Linked DNA regions of Mus musculus: region 2 is linked to region 1. The links are chromatin loops, found by intact Hi-C in ENCODE. Cell type or tissue: gastrocnemius. All regions are shown on one strand. Each heading gives the region's core, and the rest is flanking DNA. Links, peaks and the distances in the headings are about the cores only. Region 1 holds the start of Hs1bp3 (HCLS1 binding protein 3). Region 2 overlaps Gm33037 (a long non-coding RNA gene).

Region 1 (7,364 bases), core at 1,544-6,543:
GTCAGTAAGCAGTGTTGCCTGCAGGTTCCTGCCTCGAGTTCCTGCCCAGGCTACCCTTGAAGATAGTTTGTAACCTGTAAAGGGGGGGGGGGTAACCCTCTCCTCCACAAGTTGCTTTCAGTCATGAAACATCATGACTAGTAACTATGTTACTAGAAGATACTATGTTACTAATAGATAATAGTAACATAACTAGAATCGTAGTAACAGAGAAGCTGCCTTGGGTCTCGGGACCATGTGACAAAGACCTCTGGGAAATCTGTCTGCAGAAGGTACCCTGATGCTGTCCCACAGAGAATGGTACACCTACAAAATTTGTTTCTTATGATACAAGCCCACATTAATTTCAGGTGAATCAAATGACTACAGAAAACATGAGCATATTATGGGACTCGGTGCACTGACAGAGCTTGTATAGGGAATTCTTTTCTTTTCTTTTTTTTTTTAATTTATATATTATATTTATATAAGTACACTGTAGCTGTTTTCAGACATACCAGAAGAGGGCATCAGATTCTATTACGGATGGTTGTGAGCCACCGTGTGGTTGCTGGGAATTGAACTCAGGACCCCTGGAAGAGCAATCAGTGATCTTAACCACTGAGCCATCTCTCCAGCCCAGGGAGTTATTTTCTAAGTACTCTTACATTGTCGAAACCACTAAGAGTCATATTCACAACTAGAATTTAGTTGTAAAATTTTAAGCCATAGCCAGGCAGTGGTGGTGCACACCTTTAATCTCAGCACTTGGGAGGCAGAGGCAGGCAGATTTCTGAGTTTGAGGACAGCCTGCTCTACAGAGTGAGTTCCGGGACAGTCAGGGCTACACAGAGAAACCCTGTCTCAAAAAAAAAAAAAAAAAAAAAAAAGTCTTGAACCATGCATATAAAATATTCTAAGTACAGAGATGATTTTAACTAAATGATCACACTCAACACTACCATCTCAGGGAACACTGATATCGTGGTTTCTCCTCACACCAATGATGGGCTCTTTCAACATAGTGTTCCCCAGGATGCTATACCCCAAACCCATGCTCCCCAACAATACAGTCCTGGGGGCTCTGCTGCATTGTTGGTGGTCGTGTCTGGCATTAAGTCAGAGGTGATTTTTGTTGCTTTTTAAAAACAACCTGTCTCCTCCTTCTCTCCCTTTCCCTCTTCCTCTTTCCCTTTCCCCCTCCCTCCCCTCCTTCCCTCCTCTCTCTTCTCTTCTCTTCTCTTCTCTTCTCTTCTCTTCTCTTCTCTTCTCTTCTCTTCTTCTTCTTCTTCTTCTTCTTCTTCTTCTTCTTCTTCTTCTTCTTCTTCTTCCTCCTCCTCCTCCTCCTCCTCCTCCTCCTCCTCCTCCTCCTCCTCCTCCTCCTTCTTCTTCTTCTCTCTCTCTCTCTCTCTCTCTCTCTCTCTCTCTCTCTCTCTCTCTCTCTCTCCTCTGTCAGGATCATGAATTCTTCTATAAAACATACACCGTCCAGCTCCTCTGCTTCAGAATCATGTTCCATCAGATCTCAGATTCTTACATCCTGAACACACATTGGCTCCAAACACATGTTTGTGTCTCATGCTCACAAGATGGCTGTCTTCATCTCCAACATTAAAGCTCTTTTCAGGTAGAAGAAGACATAAATTTTCTCCTGGTAATGCAACATACCCCTCTCCCCACCCCCCAGGACTTTTTTTAAGACTTATTTTTAGAGATGGGAATGGTGGTGCTCTCCTTTGCAGAGACAGGTAGGTCTCTATGAGTTCAAGGCCAGTCTAGTCTACAAAGCAAGTTCTAGGAAAGCCAGGGCTACACAGAAGGTGGAGGAGGAGGAGGAGGAGGAGGAGGAGGAGGAGGAGGAGGAGGAGAAAGAGAAGGAGAAGGAGAAGGAGAAGAAGAAGAAGAAGAAGAAGAAGAAGAAGAAGAAGAAGAAGAAGAAGAAACTTGTCTCAAAAAGCCAAAAAAACAAAACAAAACAAAACTTTATTTTTATTTGTGTTTGTGTAAATGTACTCTCTCTCTCTCTCTCTCTCTCTCTCTCTCTCTCTCTCTCTCTCTCTCTCTCTCTGTGTGTGTGTGTGTGTGTGTGTGTGTGTGTGTGTGTGTGCGCAGCGGGTGACTCCCGACCTCCAGCGCCTGTCGTGCATTTTGTTCTGCTCCATTGCTTTCACCACTCTGCGGCTGTGACTCTGTTAGACCCATTTCTTCACAGAGAAAGCTAGAGCAAGAACATTCACTTTTTCATTTCTTAGGTCTGGTACCAACTCCTCCTGGCAGTTCTTTGTACCCCCCTCCCTACCCCATGCTCTTACTCATATGCCCTTCATCTCCAGGGTGTCCTCATGTCCCCAGAGCCTGCGTTCTCATTGAAATCTCCAACTATCCTCAAGTGGTCAGTGAACACCGCTGGACAAAGCCGAGTCTCCTTCTGCAGCCCCAGGCCTGAGCTGTGCCTGTGAGCACTGGCTGGATGACCAACAAGATGGTGGGGCCGCCCACTTTATCACATGAGGATGAGCGGACTCCTTGAGCTAATGAGTTAATGGACAGAGATAGCGAGCAGCTCCTCAGACAGCCCACCCCACACGAAACAAAGGGGGTGCCAGCAGGCTAGGCCAGCATTTAGACATCCCCCTGCAGAGTCTGAGTGGCCTCAGCGCTGCAGTCTGACTCCCTCTGGGAGAAGCCGTGTGGAGTGGTCCTCCCAGGGTGAGCCGGGAGGGAGGACAACCCTGTGCAGCATGGTCTTTGTTACCACCGCCTTAGCCATGGCGTTGAGCAGGAAGCACACAATATCAGATTCAGATTCCACATTCCAGGTATTGCACACAATTATGCACTGGAGCCTGTGGGACCCATGGAAGCAGAAAATGGAATTGCTATCAAGGAAGCGGGTCACTTCCACAGGAATCCTGGGGTACTCTTGACAGGCACCAGGTGTGCTGAATTTCCTGTGGTGCACAGGACAAGCCCAAGTCACCGGGAAGCCCAGCTCATTAGCTCACAAGGTATTGGTGGCAGGCATGCTAGCAGTCTGGGGTTTCCTGGCAAGTCCCCATTATGGTTTCTGCTTTCCTAAACCCCCTCAAAATATCTCTTCAGGACTCTCATGCAGGATGTGTCACCTGGAAAGACTATCTCCTTTCCACCTAGGACCCCACACCCAAGTCTCACATCCCCAGGTCCTGAGCAGAGAGATTCAATGGCCTCTATATCCCAGGTCCTGAAACCTTTCTTGTCCAAAACAGACTGATCATTTTACCACCTCAGGCTCCTCCAGATGTCCAGCCACTCACACGAGCCAAACCATAGCAACATCTTTTTAAACTTTTACATTCGCACACTCACACACATCGAGGGGACAAGGCCTCGTATGCCCTCAGGCTGCCTCCGTCTCAGACTCTCTGGAGTGGAAGATGACCTTGAACTTCTGCAGCCCTCCTGAGTGCTGGGCTTCTGGCCATGGATTTTCATGGTACTGGCGTGAAACGCAGGCCCTCGTGTGTGGCCGGCAAGCACAGTGAGAGCGGAGCTGCCGCTCAGCCACACAGCAGCATCCCGACTCCTCTGCTCATGCTCATGAAAAGCCCCATCTCCTGCGGCTCTCACGCCCGCTCCCTATTCTGCACCTCAGCAGCCTTCGCCGTCTCCCCCATTCTGGGCTCCTGTGCATTTCCACACCACTGCACACGGCTCGGCTGTTCAGGAGGGTCCTCTGTGCACACTTTATTTCCTGTCTGGTGACCACTGTCAGTGCAAAGGCTAAGCTCAAACACACCGAGTACTTCATGCCCTGACTCCTGCTTTCCTCCGCTGCTAGACCCTACTGACTCCTTCCTTGTCGGGAACATTCCTAGTTTGCCAATTCTTATTTCTCTAGGAAACTGCTCCTTCGCACCGCCCTTTCTGACTCCATTTCGTTTTGCAATGGAAAAGAGAAGGAAGAAGAGGAGGAGGGAGGGAGAGGAGGAGGAGGAGGAGGAAGGGGATAGAAGGGAAGGGTGGAAAAAGGAGAGGGGGTTAGGATGGGACAGGAGGGGAGGCTCCATTAAATCTCTGTGTTAATGCCTATGAGGTGGCTCAGTGAGTAAAATAACATTCTATACAAGCCTGATCCCCTAAATTCTATCCGCACCTCAGAATCTGTGGTGCAAGGAGAGATCCAGCTCCCGAAAGTTGTCCTTGATCTCACAAGTGCAGAGTTAACTGCACACACACACACACATGCACACACACATAAACACACATGCACATATACACACACATGCACACACATACATGCACACACATGCACGCACACACACACAGGCACACACATGCACACACACATGCACACACACACATGCACACACACGCGCACACACATGCATACATACATACACACATGTGCACACACACACATGCACACATACACACACTCGTGCACACACACACATGCACACATACATACACACACACATGAACATACACACATACACGCACACACACGGGGTGGGGGGAGAGGGAGAGAGAGAGTAGTAAATGGTAGTAATAATTATAAGTTTAACATTTAAAACACCTATTATTGTCACCTTTTCTCTAGACAAATCCAAAACGCCGCCAACAGGGTGCATGAGTGTATATGTTTCAAGAGGCAAAGTTTGAAGTCATTTTCAAACTTTTAAAATTGACTGTGGGATTACATCACTGAAGCAGAGGATAATGGTTTGAGTGTGCTGAGATGCTACCTAGAGAGCATGGCATGGAGCCTGCAAGATGACTCAAGTTAAAATAATTTCTTGCAAACCTGACCTCCAGATTCCAATCCCTACAAGCCATGGAAATGTGGAAGGAGAGAATCAACTCCACAGAGCTGTCTTTCGACCTCTATACACTCTCCATGCACACACACACACTAAAACGGGAACATAATATGTCCCTTAGGTGCTTTTGGTGTGGCCCAGCATCTGCAGCTACTTATCACTGGAGAGAGCAAAGGACAGACAGCAGTTTGTACCTGTCACCTGGCCCTGGTTTCAGTCTCCTGAGCCACGGGCAGAAGACAGGAAACAGCAGGTATGGTCTCTCTCATTCTCCTGGGGTAGAGAGTTGAGCCCATTCCCAGGTGGTCCACTCAGTCAGAGACATACAGAGTAAAATGTCCAAGACCTCCTCCTCAATGCAAAGCAAGCCAGGCCAAGGCCAAGAGTACCTTTGAAGGGAGGGAGAGAGGGACAGAGAGGGAGAGAGAGGGAGAGAGAGACAGAGAGGGAGAGACAGAGTCAGAGACAGAAAGAAGAGATGGACAGGAAACCTTAGGAGAAGAGCCCGAAAGAGAGGGTTGTTTTCAATGACAGCCCACAAGCCTGAAGGGACAGAGTCCCAAAGGGGAAGACTCCTGTTGACTGAGTGATTGACTGCATAAGTGGAAATGACCCCAGGGAGAGAAAAGAGTGCTTTTGTAGCTAGCCTGGAGAGAAGCCTGAAAACTAGCGGCTGGATTCCTGTACCATTAGAGGTTAAGTCAGTACTAGGATTAAATGGCATGAGGTGCCAGGCTTAAGAGGTGGCTATGGGGGACCTAGGGAGGGATGAGCAGCAGGGATGACCTCTCTACTCCGAGGCCACAGACACTGCGATGTGCACATCCGCTGCCACCAGGGGGCGGGCAAGGGCTGAGGAGACGGCGCTGCGCCGGAGCGGGGCGGGGCGGGGACGCAGCGACGCCCAGGACGCCAGATCCCGTGACCGTCCGCCCGCCCGCAGCCGACATGCAGTCCCCGGCGGTGCTCCGCACCTCCAGGTGAGCCAGACCCCCAACATGCATGATCCAGACGTCCCAGCAGCTGACGGTTTATCCCGCTGCACCGCACACTATCCTGCTGGCGTGCTGGCGCGCCGTCTAGAGTCCCCGTTTTACAGACAAGGAAACTGAGGCCCCCTAAAGGATCCAAGCACTCACCCACGTCTCCAGAAAAGCCTGGGATTGGCGAGATAGCGCTGGCTGGGACAGGGCCCAGCTTCCTGTCCCTGCGTATGGGGGGAGGGGGGCATTTCTTCCGGTCCCCCAAACATTTCTGCGCTAGCTGTGTGAATAGCTCGATGCTAAGCACCAGGGACGAGGTGAATAAAACAAGGTGTCCCTGGAGGTGATACCCGCACCAAAATGACTGGTGCTGCGGGAGGGGGCGTGTTAAGTTCAGTTGGCAGGGCAGCACACTGCTGCTGTTGAACCCCAACTACGCAGAACTAAGACCCTGGCAGTTATTGCTGGAGAGAGCGCAGGAGCTTCCTCAAAGGGGTCAGAGCAGTGCGCATCCACCCAGGGCCATACTCACAGCTAGGGTGAGGCTTGGAAAGGCTTGTGGGCAGGGTGGATGTCCTACTCCTTCCTCGATTTTTAAGTAACTCTGAAATGATGAACTTTAAGGATAATCGTATACTCTGCCTTTATTCCCCGAATACAAACTCTAGCCAAGATGGGCAAACGGGTGCTTTACCCAACACAAGTTCATTTGTATTCCCAGCTCCCTGGTTAGAAAAGTATGGTTCCGGACGTAAGCCCTGATCTTGAAAGCTGCTTGCTCTCCTTGGTGTGGTGAGGCCGCAGGCCACATCCCCATTAAAAGAGATGTTCCTATGACCCTGTGAGTCGTTCCCTTTCACAGAGCCTCAGTTTCCCTTCCTGTAGAGAAAGGTTCCATCTAGAGAGATAGGAGGACAGGAGCAGTAAATGTCCCTGTGGGCCACCAGACTGTGACTGTGAGTTTGGTGCTGGTGCCTAGAAAGGGTAGTGGTGGCTTCCCTTGGTGCTAGCATGCCCCCGAGTGTTAGCAGGCATAGTGTGCTGCTGATGGTGAGGGTGGACGAGTCGTGCCCTGTCCACCATTCTGATAGTCACAGCAGACCCAAGGAGCTTGCCTTTGAGGAGCACAGCCACCTAAGTAAGCATTGAAGTGGCCCTGCACCCAAGATCAGCTGGAGTTTCCAGCCTCCTCCTGCGCGGCATCTCTGGGCTTCATGCAGTATCCATCCAGCAGGTGTTTTCTCGGGATCCCTTCGATGCTAGACACCGGTCCAGGTTCTAGGATACAGTAGTGAGGCTTTGGAGGGAATGGGTGGGCAGCGAGAAAACGTAAGCTATGTCGAGGGTAGTAAATGCTGAGAAGGAAGCTGAATGATGGGGAGGGAGGTCAGGTGACAGACATGAGTTTTATACGATGTGGTCAAGGGATATCTTTCGGAGAGATGGCAGGCGAACAAGCTCTTGAGAAGTCTCACAGTGGAAAGGACTATAGGAAGGAGAGCTTGCAGTGTGTGCTCAGCAGGAAAGACAGAAAATCCAAAGGCCGTGTGCTGATGTGGAGGGAGCGTGGAGAGAGTGAGGTGGCCTGCAATGGAGAAAG
Region 2 (7,364 bases), core at 1,317-6,316, 250 kb before region 1:
TTAAATCAGAGTGACTGTTGAAACAGATTTCCAGTGATCAAATCAAAAAGGCAATCATCCTGCGGTTCGTCCGGTGCTCAGAGCCCCACATACTTCTGAAAGTGTCGGTTGTCAGTTACATGGACTGTTTACATTACCATGCTGCCCGAACAGAGAAAATATATATTTTAAGAAGAAAATGTGAATCCAGGGTTACAAGAATGTTTCTCAAACAGCTAAGTCATCTTGTTTCAAGTAAAACCAGATGTTTGCATCAAGAGAAAGCCAATCATTTCTTTTAATTATGCTCAATGGTCAGGCCACCAGGAATACCCACATGTGTACACATGAGCCAGTAGAAATCAAAGGCTTTGTGACAAAGAAAGCAATCAGCAACTCCCAGACCACCAAATGGCATCCCCAGCTCCAGCCCCAGGTACAGTGTGTGTACCTGCTCCAGGAGAGCAGTCAGTAAGGTAAATCTTCCTTGACCGATATGCCAGTGTCTCACACCCCACCTTGATGCATGTCCCCCAAAAGTCTGGAACAAGTCCAGCATCAGAATATATCCTCTACTTCAGGATAGTTATAAGGAATATCCTTGGAAAAGATCTTAGGCAACCTAGCTGTCCTCTAATGTGCCCTCTCTGGCTATTGTTCTGTCCCTAAAGCCTTGGGAATATGACCAAAGGAGGCACCCAGTCCCTTGTCCTTGTTCAAGAGATATAAAATGGGGGGGTTTCATCTGGTCACACCTCCAGGTGGGAGAGGGAAACCTCACCTATTGTCCTGCCCTCTGTTATGATGTCCTGTTAGGTATGATGGGGCTAGGGAGAAGTTATATCATAGTAAGGGTGGAAGAAGGGTTCTATAATCCTCTGCTTCCCTGGGAGGATCCTGGGCTCAATTTTAGAAGAAAATTCATCCACCTGAAAGGAGGCACTGAGAATCGTCATTTCCTCCTGAGAGTGAACTTCACTGGCGGAGTCCCAGAGACATAGCTTTACAAGGTCCCCTGCAACCAAGGAGTGGCCACAATCCCAAGACTTCAGTATACACACCCACAGTACCTGAGCCTTGTTCCAAGTTGCTGGTAGTTTCTGAGTATTTGTTTTTGTTCCAAATGAGCTCTAAAATTGCCCCTAAAAGTGCTTAATGGCACAAACACAATACTCAGAGCTGGATGCAATTCAGTGGTAAGAGTACTTACCTGATCTCAATGCCCAGTATTGGATGGAAAAAGTAATATTTCCTCTGAGTTTCATTGTTTGGGGATTTAGCCCATAATTTTAACTACATATTAGCTTCCTTTTTCTTTGACATATCTTCCTTTCTTTGTCTTTTGTTTTGCAGTGTTCCTACTTCCAGTTCTTCCTAAGCAGAACTAGTCACAGAATTCGTTATGGGATCACAGGTCAGTTGTATGAGCTGTTTAGGTTTTGATTGGGTTTAAATGAAGCTATAAGCCATTAAAAACAAGTATTTAGCCCTGGGTTGTTTTTTTAAGATCAACCTGCTTTGGGAAGGGTTGCTGTAAATGATTCTGTAGGAGTCCAGTGCTCCTTTCAAGCCTGTAATCATATCATTTAGTCATGTGAACCTTTAAAGTGCATCGCAATTGATGCTGTGCATGGCTAGTGCACTCTAGCCCGTGTCTCTGGGAGCACTGATGTCACTAAGAAAACTTTCTGGGGTTGGGAGACATTAAGGCCACATTTTGTTCTCTCTCATTAGAAACAATGGCCATTTCCACCCAAGAGAATAAGAGAGGCATTTTCTCCTCGATTGGTTATGAGAGGGTGTGGACAAGAACTCAATATGCACTTAGCGTTTTCTCCTCCTCTTCATTAGTGATTCTAAAGCTCCAGGACTATTTCTATCTGCTGTCCAAAATGGTTCCAGCATGAGAAGTTTTAAAAGAAAGTGAATCTCATCATTGTGAAGCTAAGAACCCTGCTTTGTACTCAGCCCTGGAGTCAGATGTGTATCTATGGAACAGATATTTGCTTTTAATGTCTTGGCTGCAGTTAACTAGTTATGCCCCCCCCTGCCCCCAGTCAAACTTTCATGGAGATTCTTGAAGTCATAAGTAGGATGAGATTTGTCTAAAGTTTAAAAACTCATTGCTTCACACCCATAAACTGGCTTAGTAGTCTCTTATTGTCTTGAAGCACGGTTGGATGCTACTTGTGCCTAATGTATATGCAGATTTTTCAGAGCAATTGTTGAAATACCCTGAGTTGACTCTGGATTGACGGCTCCTGCCATGCAACAACGGAGTCCACCCAATCGGCATTACATGCCGTGTACTGTAACTACAGCTCAAGTACCACATCTGATACTCGGCCTATTCATTCATTGATTAAATTCTAGCATACAATTATTAAACACCTACTGAATGCAAACATCCAAGTTGTCAGTTTCCAGGCATTTGAAGATGCATGGGTCATGAAGAGAAAGCCCCTGAGTTGTCTGCAGACAATTGACCTGTATAGAACCAGAGGCAGTGCTGAGAATCATCCAGTCTCTTTTTTATTTTCTAGACATTTGCCTTGAAGTGATGCTGCATGAAGAAAAGCTGCGGTGAAACAGTTTCTCTTACACAAGGTCGGAGACCAAATGGAGTTTAAGTGGGTCTTTAACTGGAAGTACGAATAAGTGCAGCACCATCAGAAAAGTTATGCAAAGGAAACTTGAAGAGACAATCCGCTCAATTTTCTAACATCAGGTCCCACTCTGTTAGCTTAAAAAAAAAAATCATTGTTTAGACGTATAAGATGGCTTCCAAGAATGTGACACACAGCTAAGTGCTCTGAAGCAGGTAGGCCCCATCAAACCTTTAACTATAAAATAGATCTCCACTCTATTCACTGCCCCATTCCATGGGCCCATATCTTGAGAAGGGTTAGCATCTGTGTGTGTGTGTGTGTGTGTGTGTGTGTGTGTGTGTGTGTGTGTGTACACACTAGGCCGTGCTCACCATCAAACTCTTGGGATCTACTTGTATTGCCCCCAATGATAAGGTTATGACATAACACCGGATTTCATGGGAGTACATAGGATTTCATGGGAGTATATAGGATTTCATGGGAGTACATAGGATTTCATGGGAGTACATAGGATTTCATGGGAGTACATAGGATTTCATGGGAGTACATAGGATTTGAACTCAGATCCTCTTGCTTCCATAGCAAATTTTCTCATCTACAGAGCCACACATCTCTCACACCCCACAGAATGAGTATTTGAATGGGGAGGGATGTGGCATAAATCTCACAATACATGTGTGTGGATCCACAAAATTACCTGGAAATCAACCTCGCCTTGACCTTTCTGACAAAAAAACAAGAAAATCTGGAAAGTGTCAGCCATCAATAAATCCAAGCTAGAAGTCAAGGCGGCAGTGAGTTCCAGAGATTGCCACCAGAGGGCAGCAGGGCACACAGACACCTTGCTTTCACCGCTCAGAGAAAAAGCCTTAGGTGGAAGTGAAGTTAGCATTGTGCTTAAGGTTCTTAAATGGATGGATCTGGAGGATATCATCTTGAGTGGGGTAACCCAATCACAAAAGAACACACATGATATGTACTCACTGGTAAGTAGATATTAGCCCAGAAACTCAGAATTCTTCTTAGAAGGGGTAACAAACGACCCATGGAAGGAGTTACAGAGACAAAGTTCAGAACAGAGTCTGAAGGGACGATCATACAGAGACTGCCCTACTTGGGGATCCATCCCATAAACAAACACCAAACCCAGACAATATGGCTGATGCCAACAAGAGCTTGCTGACAGGAGCCTAATATAGCTGTCTCCTGAGGGCCTTTGCCAGTACCTGGCAAATACAGAAGTGGATGCTCACAATCATCCATTGGATGGAGCACAAGGTCCCCAATGAAGGAGCTAGAGAAAGTAGCCAAGGATCTGAAGGGGTCTGAAGCCCCATAGGAGGAACATCAATATGAACTAACCAGTACCCCACCCCCCCCCCCCCAGAGCTCCTTGGAACTACACCACCAATCAAAGAAAACACATGGTGGGACATGTGGCTCTAGCTGCATATGTAGCAGAGGATGGCCTAGTCAGTCACCAATGGGAGGAGAGGCCCTAGGTCCTGTGAAGTTTCTATGCCCCAGTATAGGGCACTGCCAGGACTAGGAATGGGAGTGGGTGGGTTGGGGAACAGGGGAAGGGGGTAAGGGATAGGGGTTTTTCAGAGGGGAAACTAGGAAAGGGGATAACATTTGAAATGTAAATAAAGAAAATAGCTAATAGAAAAAAGAATGGAATTCATCACAGCTCAGAACCACAGTCTCCAACTCCTAACTAAGGGCCCTCCACTTCCCTCCCAGGTCTTAGGAAAGGGATATTGTGGTTGGCTTTTATGGTTTTATTCTACAATTGAAGGAGCTTCCTGGGAGGGGCCCAGAATCACTCCCACCACCACCACAAAGCATGGGATTCCCTAGTAACTCCAAGGTGTTATAACCACTTTACCTCAACCCATACTTAGAAATACAGCTCACACTTCAATCCACATCTAGCATGTTATATACCACAAAGTGCTAACTGGTAACCAGACCTGGTCTGAAATGTGGACAACAGCATGGAGGGCAGTTCTCCAATGGACACAGAGTGTTTTTATCTCCAGACACCATGGAAACCACACCCCACAGGAGTCTCAAGGGCTCTAGAGATGATACATTTCTCTAATCTCAAAGGGAAAATAACAAGACAATGAATATCCAAAGCAGTCTCCAATGCTCCTTTCCCTTCATCTTTTCTGTGCCATCCCGTCATCCCGTCACGTTTCTGTGCCATCCCGTCACATTTCTTGCTCGGCCAGCACTAACTCACCTCTGGGAGTTTTGCTGAAAATGCTCCATGAGATGACATCTGCCTTCAAATGTTGTGTGTTCAGCCTACCCTTGCATGCTGCAGGACCTGTGTGAATTCCAGACCCATGTGAGATAGAAGAAGAGACAACAGGATGCCAGAAAGCCCAAAGATGCTCTCCTCTCAAGGGCTTACTGACAGGATTCAAGGATAATGTTTTGACCAGGGCGCAGAATCTCAGAGACGATACCCAAGAAGAGCTTCCATGACACCTCTCAGCAGTCAGCCAGGTATTTATTCCCCAACCCATGCTGCAGACTCATACACATACACTGAGCACAGTTAATGGACCTCCTGGACCTTCCTTCCTGACCCTACTAGCTGGATCAGCTCAACCCTTCCTTTCAGCTCATTTTGTAGAGAAACAGCTCTCATTGCTGAGGAAAAGATATAACTCTAAAGAAAATCATCAGAGCCCCAAGGCAAGGGCAGTCTCTGGTAACAGCTGGGGCCCCCAAAGAGAAAGATGATATAAAAAGAGTTGATGGGTGTCTATGAGATACAGTGAAATGTACTGAATGCCAAAGCAAAGAAAAGAATGAACTATATCCCAACCATCTGTGTTTCAGAACAGGAGGCAATATCATCAAGCAAGCCTGGGTTTTTTACATGGAAGACTGTGTTAACAAGGGCATAATCTGCTTTTGTCTTCCAAGCTAGACATCGGACGCTGATTCTTTAAAAGGCAAAGGAGTCCACCTTGCCATCAGAAAGTGAAATAGCAAGGCCAGAATGGGAAGAGCATCCCTACCCCACTCCCACACTGAGCCTATGGGGGATGGGAGCCTGTTGTGTGGTCTCCTCTGGAGCTGTGAGTGAGGAGCCTCAGGGCAAACCAACCAGAAACTCCTAGGCAAAGCATGGAGTTGGCCACTCTGCTGTGCCCTGCTCTCACTGTTCACATCTGAGGGAGCGAGCGAGCTTTTTCAAGTGCCTCCTGGGTCAGGACGTTTGCAGTGGTGCATGGAGGCAGAGGGAACCCTGCAAAGTCACAGGCCTTAGACATCAGCTAGAGTACCAAGGGTTCTTTTGTAAAACGTAGCTGCTCTATAGGAAAAGGTGAAGAAAGTTCTTGCTTGTGGGAAAATGTGCCCCAATGCACAGGTTACTCCAGTTTTTATAGCTACGAGAGCCTGAGTTCAACAGTCAAACCCGGGAGTGAGAGAGCTGCCAAGTGCATCCCACTTACATAGCACCAAAGACCAAGAAGGACACTGCTCATGCCCAGCTGTGCCCTTGCCCCAAACACAGACCTGGGGTACTTCTTACACAGTCTGCAAAAAAGTCTCACTGCTTAGACACAGTACACAGAGAAGAACAATTGAGCCACAACTCTAATTCTCTCACATAACTTCTGTCTCTCCAGGGCCTAAGCCTTTCAAGGCTTGTAACTAGTACCTGGGTGCCAGGAGGACTCCGTAGGCTCATTAGCTACCTGTCCTGGACAGCTGTTCATGGACATCCATTACCTTAGTCCACTCTGCTGCTGCCACTCCATCCCTGGGGAGCCCTGGGACCACTTCCCTGCATTTTCCAGGCACTGACCACTCCTAAAGATGCTAGCTCTAAGGTGCATGGGCAACCACAGATGTTCACAGAAGATGCAGAGCTCCCTCACATCCCACATCCTTTTACAAATTTCTCTGGAACTTGGGAGCAAGAAAGCAAAGAGGAACACCTCTTCCTTCATGCCCCCCCCCCCCCCCCGTGCATCTAGCTATTTAATGAAGCATTTACAAGCATGCCTGCTAGCCAGCACGGTTGGGAGCTGTGCCTCAGTAGTAAATGCCAAAGCAGAGAACCTTCCTTCTCTGAAACCAGACAGTCTGTGTAGAAAAACTGACAGAAACTTCATTCTGAGAGAGTAAAGCTGGGGGTATGAAGTCCCAGTGATAGTCCAGCTAACAGCCAAATGGGAAGAGTACACATCAGAGATCCCATGACAAGCGCTTCCCGAATAAGATGTGGTGTCTTACTTGACTCTGAGTTCACCTCCAAAACCTCACTGTCTCTATTTCACAGATGACAAAACTGAGACGAAGCACTTTGCCTAAGAAGAACAAGGGCCCAACCTGGGGGTCTCCAACTCTAACCAGTCACTACTACTACTCTAAGGAGTTGCATCCTTCCTGTAATTTCCCCCAACATTCTAGATATTTCCTTCTTCAGAGGTATTAGCATTTCAATTTTTGCTCCTTGGTCCCCTGGTAAGGGCAACTTGAAAGGAGGTCGCCATGTTCCCAGCTGTCCTCCACAGGAAAGACTGGTCCAACACCACCTGGTCTAGCCTCGCTGTGGCTCAGAGCGCTGGCCTCTGTCCACTGCCTGCCCCAGGGCTTGGCCCTGCCTTGGCTTCTCTGCCCTGAGGTTGAAACTGTAGGGCCAGTATGAAGCAGACCAGCTGAACCTGGTGGAGCCCACAGCGATGGCTGCTGGTATTCACCTCTATTTTTATTCACAGAAATCTGTTCTGTATTTTATTCTGCTTT

Evidence for each region. Hi-C counts contacts between places; a loop is a spot of excess contacts. Peaks named below come from ENCODE experiments on the same cell type or tissue, not always from the same donor. Only the 100,000 strongest peaks of a DNase experiment are listed, where the experiment ranks them.
Region 2: a loop joins it to region 1, with 12 times the contacts of the local background. A loop is called at or near these places in 29 of 42 quality-filtered maps.

What each region holds. Positions count from the first base shown.
Region 1 is chr12:8,307,737-8,315,100 of GRCm38, forward strand. Hs1bp3 (HCLS1 binding protein 3) reads left to right here and starts at 5,697. Exons shown (of 7, transcript NM_021429.3): 1 at 5,697-5,761. The coding sequence starts at 5,730. In gastrocnemius, for the core only: no CTCF peak of the experiment used is centred there; DNase peaks (open chromatin) are centred at 3,512 and 5,655; H3K4me3 peaks cover 1,184 bases; H3K27ac peaks cover 1,049 bases.
Region 2 is chr12:8,056,367-8,063,730 of GRCm38, forward strand. The region is part of intron 2 of Gm33037 (a long non-coding RNA gene); the gene reads right to left. Among named protein-coding and RNA genes, the nearest start is that of Apob, 82 kb to the left of the region's middle. In gastrocnemius, for the core only: a CTCF peak has its summit at 3,399 (motif pointing right); a DNase peak (open chromatin) is centred at 3,402.